Linked DNA regions of Homo sapiens: region 2 is linked to region 1. The links are chromatin contacts, found by Hi-C or POLR2A ChIA-PET in ENCODE. All regions are on one chromosome and are shown on one strand. Each heading gives the region's core, a stretch centred on a gene start or an enhancer-like site at or near the end of the contact. The rest is flanking DNA. Distances are from core to core; before and after follow the strand shown. Region 1 holds the start of HIPK3 (homeodomain interacting protein kinase 3). Region 2 holds the start of ABTB2 (ankyrin repeat and BTB domain containing 2).

Evidence for each region. A loop is a pair of places that touch in the nucleus more often than their neighbours do. ChIA-PET counts read pairs that join two places held with the same protein, here RNA polymerase II (POLR2A). Pooled maps may share reads with other maps.
Region 2: a loop to region 1 is called in a map of B cell, with 14 times the contacts of the local background. The contact joins the promoter of ABTB2 here to the promoter of HIPK3 in region 1. A Hi-C loop is called at or near these places in 5 of 168 maps with a recorded cell type or tissue (B cell, CD4-positive, alpha-beta memory T cell, CD8-positive, alpha-beta T cell and 1 more), 1 of 37 single-sample maps with no recorded cell type and 15 of 50 pooled maps. POLR2A ChIA-PET finds 5 or more read pairs at or near these places in 1 of 52 experiments (WTC11).

The regions. Positions count from the first base shown.
Region 1 is chr11:33,254,560-33,259,499 of GRCh38, forward strand. HIPK3 (homeodomain interacting protein kinase 3) reads left to right here and starts at 2,822. Exons shown (of 17, transcript NM_005734.5): 1 at 2,822-3,330. RefSeq lists silencers at 2,577-2,906, 3,167-3,506, 3,577-3,776 and enhancers at 4,117-4,166, 4,207-4,296.
Region 2 is chr11:34,355,433-34,360,372 of GRCh38, forward strand. It overlaps ABTB2 (ankyrin repeat and BTB domain containing 2), which reads right to left and starts at 2,578. Exons shown (of 17, transcript NM_145804.3): 1 at 1,269-2,578. The coding sequence starts at 2,151. RefSeq lists an enhancer at 1,504-1,613 and a silencer at 2,564-2,763.

The DNA of each region.
Region 1 (4,940 bases), core at 1,572-4,071:
GGCCAACATAATGAAACCGCATCTCCATACTAAAAATAAAAAAAAAATAGCTGGCTGTGGTGGTGCGTGTCTGTAATCCCAGTTAGGTGGGAGGCTGAGGTGGATGGATCCCTTGAGCCCAGGGAGTTGAGGCTGTGGTGAATGGAGATCACACCACTGTGCTCCAGCCTGGGTGACAAAATTAGACTCTGTCAGGTCAGGAGATCAAGACCATCCTGGCTAACATGGTGAAACCCCATCTCTACTACAAATACAAAAAATTAGCTGGGCGTGGTGGCACGGGCCTGTAGTCCCAGCTACTTGGGAGGCTGAGGCAGGAGAATCGCCTGAACCTGGGAGGCGGAAGTTGCAGTCCCAGCTACTTGGGAGGCTGAGGCAGGAGAATCGCCTGAACCTGGGAGGCAGAGGAGCTGATATCGTGCCTCAAAAAAAGAAAGATTTGAAGGGGAAGAGATTAGAGGTAAAGAAATTAGGTTAGGAGACAATAGGTATAAAGTGAAGGGGGGCTGGAATATATCATTTACTTATTTTGCAACATTTACTAAGGTCTTACCACAAGTCAGGCACTGTATTAGGCACTTGCAATATAATGGTTAAAAAAAAAGATGAGGCCGGGCGTGGTGGCTCATGCCTGTAATCCCAACACTTTGGGAGGCTGAGGTGGACAGAGCACGAGGTCAAGGGATCGAGACCATCCTGGCCAACATGGTAAAACCCCGTCTCTGCTAAAAGTACAAAAATTAGCTGGGTATGGTGGGGCATGCCTGTAGTCTCAGCTATTCGGGAGGCTGAAGCAGGAGAATTGCTTGAACCCTGGCAATAGAGCGAGACTTCATCTAAAAAAAAAAAAAGATGAATGAATCCCCTCCTGGAATATATAGTGTAGTGAGTAGCAACATGCAGGAGATAGAAAGGAAAATAAATCCTTGTCTCTCATTTCCATCTCTTCATGGATGTAGCAAATACAGGGAATGGAAGCCTTCCATTAGAGATGGCCTCCTTAAATGTCTGCAAAAATTCTGAAATTTGAAGTTCTAGTGGAATAGTTTCTCTGTTCCTCCTGACAGATTTTTCTACTATTGTAGCTTTCTCCGTTGAGTAAATGATTTTATCCTCTTTGATTCTTTTGACTATTGTTCTTAAGAAAAATAAAAAGTAACGAAATACTAAGTGAAAAGGAATGGTTCATAGGCTATCTCTCTGAAAGGCAGCCATTGTTTTGTTCTTCTATATTGGAAGCCTTTTCAGCTGGTTATCCTCTCTAACCTGAAAACAACTGTCATTCGAAAGTGTTATTTCCAGTGGCCTCAGGGCATACTATCCTTTCTCTTTTATTTTATTTTTTGAGACAGAGTCTCTCCCTGTCGCCCAGGTTGGAGTGCAGTGGCTCAAGCGATTCAAGCGATTCTCTTACCTCAGCTCTCGAGTAGCTGGGATTACAGGCGCCCGCCACCACGCCCAGCTAATTTTTGCATTTTTAGTAGAGACCAGGTTTCACTATGTTGGCCAGGCTGGTCTTGAACTCCTGACCACAGGTGATCCACCCGCCTCAGCCTCCCAAAGTGCTGGGATTACATGTGCGAGCCACCGCGCCCGGCCTCCTTTGTCTCTTAAAGGCATTATCCAAAATACTCATCTTCCGGTTTGAAGAGCAGCAGGGATTAAATGTGTATTATGTATGCAGCAATTTGCCACTCCCTTTGCCCTGCCCCAGTTACTGCAATAGAAAATTTCTGGGAATAAATACATCTCTGGTAAATTCAATCTTGCTAGTGAAGATTATGAAGGAAACAAAGAAAGGACACTTCCATTCCAGAAAGGTGTTTGTTTCCCAAAAGGTTAGACATTGATTCAGAACAAAGGGAACCTGAGGAAACGGGTATAAAAGAAAATCAACTCTGAATGTGAGGTATTAGAAAGCCATTTGTTTCCTAGGGAAAAGGAGGAAAGATGGGGTGGGAGACATGGGCTTTACTGTATAACCTTGGTCATGTCACCTAAACTTCTTGGAACTCCTGAGTGTAAGAGTTGGGACCAAGGATCGCAAAGCTTCTTTCATTCCTAAAATTCTATGGTTCCACGATTATGTAAGCTGAAACAGGCCATTCTGTTGATTTCCTAATCTCCAGGAGGAAAGAAACTAGTCTTTGGGAGTTAAACCGACTAATTTAACGGAGAATTACCAATGTGGAGGTGGGCGAACTTCACAATTATGGGGTTTTGGACAGTAGAGATGCTCTTAAAATTTCCAAGAGGACCCTTCCCCCGTCCTTGAACCTGGCTTTACAATTCTCTTCACTCTTTGGGATAGGGGAGCGGGTAGAACCTAGTTTAGATTGAGGTCGTTCATTTGAGCATTTCCCCTTTACTTATTTTGGGACCTTTAACGACCAAATGCCGAGAAACAGATCCTTAATTACGGTTCCGGGATCTCGAAAGGCCTGTAAAATCCTGCTTCCGCATCTTCATCCTTTCTTCGGGTATTGGGATCTTTTTTAAAAATGTGTATTTCTGGCGGAGGGGGCATGGAGTGAGGTTCAGAACAGCAGAGCCGGGCTGACGGATGCTTCTTTCGCGGGAGGCTTGGCTTGCGGGACTCCGGGTTGGGGCCGCACGGGCTGGCAGGCGGGCTCCGGGCAACAAGGGCGCGGCTGCGGACTGGCGGGCGGACCCCGGGGAGGGGCTTCACGGAGGCGCCGCGGCCGGAGCGGAGCGGAGCCGCCCGGGCTGGGCGCGCAGCGCTGCCGGGCGGGCGGTGGCGCTGCGGAGGCGGTGGCCGAGGCCGACGAGCGCGGAGGAGGGGCCCGAGGCTGGGGCGGCTGGTGGCAGCTGCCTCAGTGACGACTGCCGGCATCGCGGCGACCTGAGGAGATCAAGCCGCAGGCCCCGCCGTCGCCACCACTCCCGCCAGTCTTCCTTCTCCGCTCCCGGCCGGGGCGTCAGGAATGGGCCCCAATCGCCGTGGGCCCCGCACCCTGCGTCGCCCGTAGGCCCCAGTAGCCGGAGGCCGACCGGCCTCCCACTACCCCTCGCCCTAGCCAAGCCGTCCCCACCCCAAATCCCCGGGAAGGAAGATGAGGGAGACGGGCCCGGCGCTTAGCAGCCAGAGCAGCAGCAGCAGCAGCAGCGGTCGGGGGAGGGTGTTTCGCCGTTTCCTCTCAGCCGCCAGGACAAGATGGCAGCGGCCGCGGAGAGGGGCTGAGCCCGGGCTGGGTGGTGCCGCCTGCTGAAGCGCCTGGCTCCCGGTCCCCGGCACGGCCCTGCGCCCCACCCCGGACATGCTCAGGGCTGCGGCCGCCCGAAGAGGAGAGAGCGCGGGCCTCTAGGAAGGTAAGGGAGTCGAGCGAGGGGCGCCGCCACCCCGGGGTGGGGGGATCGGCTCCGTCTGCGGGCTCCGCGGCCAGCGGACCCCAAGCCTGACCCGGGCCTGGCCCGACACCTCCGGCGCAGCCCGCACTCATTGCGCGTCCCGTGCCCCATCCGCATCCCCAGCGCTCTCGTGCTCCCAGTTTCCGCCCTAGCCCCTGCAGTGTGGCCCGGTATGAGCCGCTCCCTCGAAGCCGGCGCCACGCCAGGCCCTGGGCCGCCGGACGCGGGGGCCGTAGCCTCCGGGAAGCCGCGCCTGGCCGGGGCCCGGGGGCCTCGGCCCCCCCTCCCCCTGCCAAGGTTGCGCAACGGCTCTTCCCAGCAACCGAAGTTTTGTTTAGTCCCACGGGGAGCCTCTCTTCCCCCTCCGCAGTCCTAGGCCGTAACTACGGAGATCCCTTTCCTTTCATTAAGGGGAACAAACAAACGCGCAGGCACGCAGCTTGAGCACCCCAGCCGATGGCCGCGTCCCGGGCTTTGTGGCCCCGTCCCCAGCGTCGCGGAGCAGCGGGTTTGCAGGGTGTCAACTCTGGGGACGTGCGTGCGTGTGTGTGATTGTTGGGGAGGAGAAATGTGATCCGCGGCTCCGCGTCCCCAGCGGCGGCGGGAGGAAGGCGTGGCGGCCGCGCGGCGGGGCTGTTGCCGGCTTCTCTCGTTACGGTGGCTGCCGCCCGCTTCCCTTCGCCGCACTGGGAGAACTGGCGGAAAGACTTTGGATGAAAATGTCTGTTTCTCTGTCGGGAGGGAGACGGCTGTTGTAAAATGGTATGTGGCTCTCGGGGAATCCTGTTGTTCCCGTCTCATCTCTGCTTGAGGAATTGCGCTGAAGAGTGTGTGCGTAAATTACCTTGGACTTGTTACAGAGTAGTCGTAACACGTTCAGGCCTTGAACCGTGTTTTCACAACCTCTTACTGCCCTGTTAGGGAATTTGTTTTTCCACCTGTCAGTTGGCTGCTTCTAATTATAATAAGGGGCTTCTATTAGCAACAGCAAAAAATTTCAGTTTATCGTCCAGTTTAGAGGGAAAGCGCATGGTTGGCTCTATTGTAAACTTTGTTTTGATGTCTGTCTGGTACAGGGCCGGAAAAGTTAGCTGGCAAACCAGTCTGCGTGTGCTTTTGCGTACTTTCTAGTAGTTTGGAGATCTGCTGACACTTTTTCCCTTTTTGCTATTTTAGGTATTTGCTTTTAGCTGTAGCTTCTGAAGTGGGAGTACTTATATTCATTCAAACCATCTCAGTTAATTTCAAAGTTTTAGTTGCTGGGCTCTTTAAAATTTTTAAAGAGGTTTCCTTTCTGATCAAATTTTTGATGAAAAGTCTTGAGCCGTAACGGTGGTTACTGCTTACCCAACTAAGACATTTTAATCCTATATTATTTAATTTTTCAGAAGCTGGTGAAGTCTCACCATATGTTTGATAAGTCTAGATTCTGCTTATGTTTGCAAGTGCAGTGCTAATTTTATACAATGAGCAATGATAAGGTTTAGATAGGTCATGATTAAACTTAGTATTTTAAGTAAACAAAATATGACTGACCTTTTGTAAAAAAAGTTTTCATAGTTTTATTGATT
Region 2 (4,940 bases), core at 1,328-3,827, 1.1 Mb after region 1:
CTTGGTTTCCTTATCTGTAAAATGGGCATCATACTATGCAGTAAGTACCTACCTAATAGGCTTGCTAGGAGTACTTGAGTTAAATACAAAGTGCTGAGAATAATGACGACACATTAAGGGTTATTTTGCATTTCAGCTATTATGATTATGTTAAACCATGTTTTGACTTCTTTTATCCCTTTCCAGTCCCCACCTGACCTCTTCCACTGCCTGCTTATTTGCCACTGAAAGCTGCCCCCCAAATGGCCTTCCAATCAGATCGTAAGGCTGTTTAACCATAATACCATTCTGAACAGTTTATGGTGCTGACTTCTCAAACTGAAGTCTTGTAGGTAGTTTGCAGTTGAATGCAATGTCACACCCCCTAACATTGTCAGGGAAAAGGTCATGTGCTTTGTTTCCATCCTTTGCACCAAATCCATGCTATCTTCAGGGAAGTGCAACCACCCAATGGTTCCTTTCCCAGACTTGACCCCATGCGGTTACCTATCTCTTCCCCTTGATGGGCCACCACTCTTTTCAGGAAAGAACATTTAATACAATGCAAGGTTTTAACCAATGGCTCACTTGGTTGGTGACAGCTTGGAAAAATCAGGTCTCAGGAGACAATCTGTGGTTACTTTTCTGGGAAGGGGAGTCGGGGTCCCCAGGTTTCATCATTCCTGGGCACATATAGGTAAGAGCGAACCACTACCCCTCCATCCCCCAAGAGAGCGCCTGACAGCATCCTTCAGCCCAGCAAAGCACAAGGCGCAGCACCAGATCTTGGGCTTCCCACTTCCCTCCGCCCATCTTACTTATCCAAGGTTCAGGTCTTTAAGTTGGGACCCTTTGGTTGCTGCTATTGAGCTGGGGAAAACTAGGGGGCAGAATCAGTCAATCTAACCAGCTGTTGGGGAAAGACAGCAGCTAGAGACCTAGTCAATCACGGTAAAGAGCCACGGGGCAGTAAGTTTCATTTCAAGAGAGGTTCAGGAATGGCTTGGTCAAGAGATTCAATCTCACCCAATCAATGAACAGCCCGCAGATAGTAACAATGCCACGCAGAACAGGATGGAGATCATTCACAAGTTTACCCTCCAAAAGTCAGACACCCTTAGAACAATCTCTGGCAAGTGCCATGTAATGAACCCTATCCTCAGACCAAACGTTTTCTCCCAAAGAACTGGCACAGCCACCAGCTTTGTCTCAGGAAATTCACTCCCCCAGTAGCCCAGGGCGGGATTTCTTGCCTACCCAGTCTGCCAGTCCGAGGCCCGCGCGCTTACCATTGGCGTTCTTGCCGCAGATGAGATGCTCATAGGGCTGCAAGACGCCCCAGAGCTCGGCGTCGTTGTTGATGACCATCTCCAGGGCCTCAGCAGACACCTCCCCGCCTCCGGCCCCTCCGCCATCAGGGCTGTGGCTGGCCATCACCCTGGCCCGGATCTCCTCCACCAGGTTCTCCATGCAGGCGGTGAGGGAGATGGCTGCGTACTCGTGGATGCGCACGGAGATTCGGGTGTCCACCATCCAGCGGAAAAAGCGACCCACTGAGAAGGTGAGGCCGCAGCGCGCGGACTTGCCCCGGCGCAGCCCGTCGCCGGCGCTCATGCTGTACAGGGACAGCGCCTTGACGGCTGCCAGCGCGCAGCTCTCGGCCAGCGCCCAGCTGTGCACCAGGCGCACGGCGCTCTGCACCTCAAAGCGGGTGCACTTGGCGTGCAGCACGCTCAGGCGCTGCGCCTCGCGGGCCACGCGGATCAGTGCCCTGCGGAGCAGCCCGGCCAGGCGCCTCACCGCCTCGGCGGAGAACTGGGGCAGCCGCCGGCCGCCAGCGCCTTTGCGGAGCACCCGGGCCACGTCTCCTTCGGTCCAGGGGAACTCCTCCAGCTCGGGGAGCCGCGGACAGCGCGAGAAGAGGTCGGCCACTTCGGGGTCCTCGGGCAGCACCGTGTTCACCGTGTCCCAGCTGTTGTGGCGGCTGTTCATGGAGCCGGAGTAGCACCACCAGGCCGCCCCGCGGTGCTGCTGCGCCGAAGAGTTGAGCGCCTGCGAGTTGGACTTGGAGGACGAGAGGCTGAGCGAGCGGCACGAGTCCCCGGCCCCATACCCGGAGTCCAAGGTCAAGTCCTCCAGCGTCTTCAGAGTCGAGCTGTACGTCCCGGCCATGGGGAGCCTGCCGAGGGCGGCGTCGCCGAGCGAGGGGCACTCACAACTCCATGCCCTCTTTCCCAAGTGGGCAGAAACAAGCTCTAGGCCCTCCGGGCCACCCTCCTTCCTCTCTGCGTCGCGGGGCTCGGCGGCCGCATTGCCTGCCCGGAGGCCGCGGGAAGGTGGCCGAGATCCGTGGCCAGCAGGAGCCCCACGCTCCCGGCGTCCCGACTCGCAGCTGCCACTGGAAAGAACCCCGTCGCTACCCCCCGGCACTCCCCCTTGTCCACCTCTAATTCCCACAAGCAGAGAGTCAGTCCTCCACAGAGAAGGAATCCCGGGAGAACAGGGCGGCGGCGGCAGAAGGAGGAGGCGGCGGCGCAGGGCGCAGGGCGCAGCGCGAGTCCGGGACCAGCCGGCGAGAAAGCGCTCTGCAAACTTCTGCGCTGCGCCGGCCGGCAGCACAGCTGGGTACCCGGCTGCGTCCGACATGCAAATAACCCCGGGCGGCTTACCAATCACCGGCCGCGATGGGCGGGGCTGCACCAATGATCTCCGAGGGGGCGGTCACTATGCAGATTTCACTCTGCCTCGGGTTAAACCCCGCGGCGAAGGAGGCGGGGCTGGAGGCCGAGGGTCGGGCACGCGGCTGGGATGGGGGTGGGGATGGGGGGGGATGGGGGGGATGGGGGGGTGGGGGAAGGGCGAGCCAGCCAACTGGGAGGTGGAGGTGGAGACCGGAAAGCAGCGGTCGAAACGATAGCTCCGGAGCTCACGATTTAAAGAAAAATGCAAAGGAAAAGCTACAGGGCGCTGCCACCTTCCCGCCACCCAGGCTTTGGGCGTTCGCTGCTCGCTTTCGAGCCCTCCGCAGCCAGGCGTCCTGGGGTTGGGGCCAGGAGAATGGGGAGGGCCCCATCCAGGCGCTCCACCTCTCCTCCACCTTCCGCCAGGCCCCTCCCGCAATCCGAGATGAAACGCTGGCTGTGTTTGGAGGGAGGAGGGAGTCCCTGCCTCTCTTTCCAAGTCCGTCTGGTTCCTTTGCGCTGCCGTCTAGGCTCCAATAAGGACAGAATTTCTTAACCTGGTATCTGATCAATGGACGGGCCCCAGGAAGCCTGTGAGTGCCTCCGCCCATTTGTGGTTTCACCTGCAGTTTTCTGAGTGCCACTATGGGGAAGGGGCACCAACTTTTGTCAGATTCTCAAGAGGATCCGTGACTTCCCTGTTACCTCTGTGTGACGATACCACTTGCTGTCAGGTGGGTCCTTTTTGTCCGAGATAGACAGTGTTCTTACAGGAAGAATGAGAAGAAGGTGGCAGAGCAGTCCCTCGCCCTGGGCTGAGCTCGGAACACCTAGCTGGATGCAGGTGTTCGCCTCCTAACGCGTGCCGGTGGGCGAGCCGTATGCCCCCGCGGGACCCAGTTCCTCCGGGGTACAATGAGTGGCTGACCTCCAGGCAGCGCCAGTGCCAACCTGCCTCCGGGCGGGTGTCCCAAACGGTCCGCCAGAGCGCTGTTGGTTCAGCAGTCCCATGCCCGGTGCAGGCATGTCCCGCCGCTGCCCTGTGGCTACTCACACGCACGTGCGCAAACGGACCTGTGCCCCCTCCAGTGGAACCGCAGGCTCAAGGCGGGGATTGTGCATTCGCTCTCCCCAAGTCAGCCTCCCCCACTCCTGAATGGCTCCTTTGTGTTGCATTTTACACAGTTCTGACCTTGGGCCGTGAGTTGGATATGAACTAGAAATGTCTGGTTTGTCTCTTTCCTTCTTAAATTAATGGCCTTTACCCCCGGTGAAACTGCTTTTTATTTGGCAGTTTCGCTTAATTTTGCCTTTCCGCGGGTCTTTATTTATGCAACATCGCCGCCCGATGGTTAGAATTGGGAACAGAGTCAAAGATGGAAGTACTGTAATACCAAAGACGCAAGTCAGCAGAGATCAAACTAACAAAGGAGAATGCAGTCACACTTTACAGACGTGAGATTAGAAATTAAAGTAGGCAATGAGGTCCAACTTGTCAAAAATACAAAAGTAAATTTTATGCAATTTAAAACTTTATTGGGGAAATATAATATTAAAGGCAATGTCGCCCTCTAATGGATATATTCAAAGGAAATGAATTTCAGAAAGGTTTCCCTGTCCCCCCTTTTCTTCGTTGTGCGCACCCATCAAACCTAAAGAGAATTACTTAACTGGAAATTTACAACGGGGAACTTACTGAATGAAAGGTTATTGGAGGAATCATCTGGAGTGGGAAAAAGAGCCTATGGGATTTATATTAATATATTCAAATTACTTGATGACTTAAAGTGTAGATAATCAAACATGCCTCCAACTGAATCTGAGAATCCTGTGAATGTTGACCTGCAACATGAAGATATATTATGCAAAATTCAGCCATGGGAAATGCTTCTGAACAAACAACTGAGTTTCTTTAATAAATAAGTTTCAAGGAAAGAAAGAGATGGAGAGAAGACCTACACATTTAAAGAGACTTGAAAGACATAATAACCAATTACAAGGTGTGGAACTTATGTGTATTTTGAATTTGTTTTAAAAAGCCAGTAAACATTTGACATTATGAAACCATTAGGAACACTGCCTCGATGTTTGCTCTTAAAGAATAACTGTTTTTTTTTTTTTGATGTGGTAATGGTAGTGTGGTTATATTTATCAAATGTTCTTATCTTTTAGAGACACATGCTGAAATAAGTGTTTTGTAGCCCTCAAGAGTTGGCTTCCTCAAGGAAAAAAGGAAGACAAATCCTCATGGAAAAATCTGGTAAAGGGACTAGGAAGTTA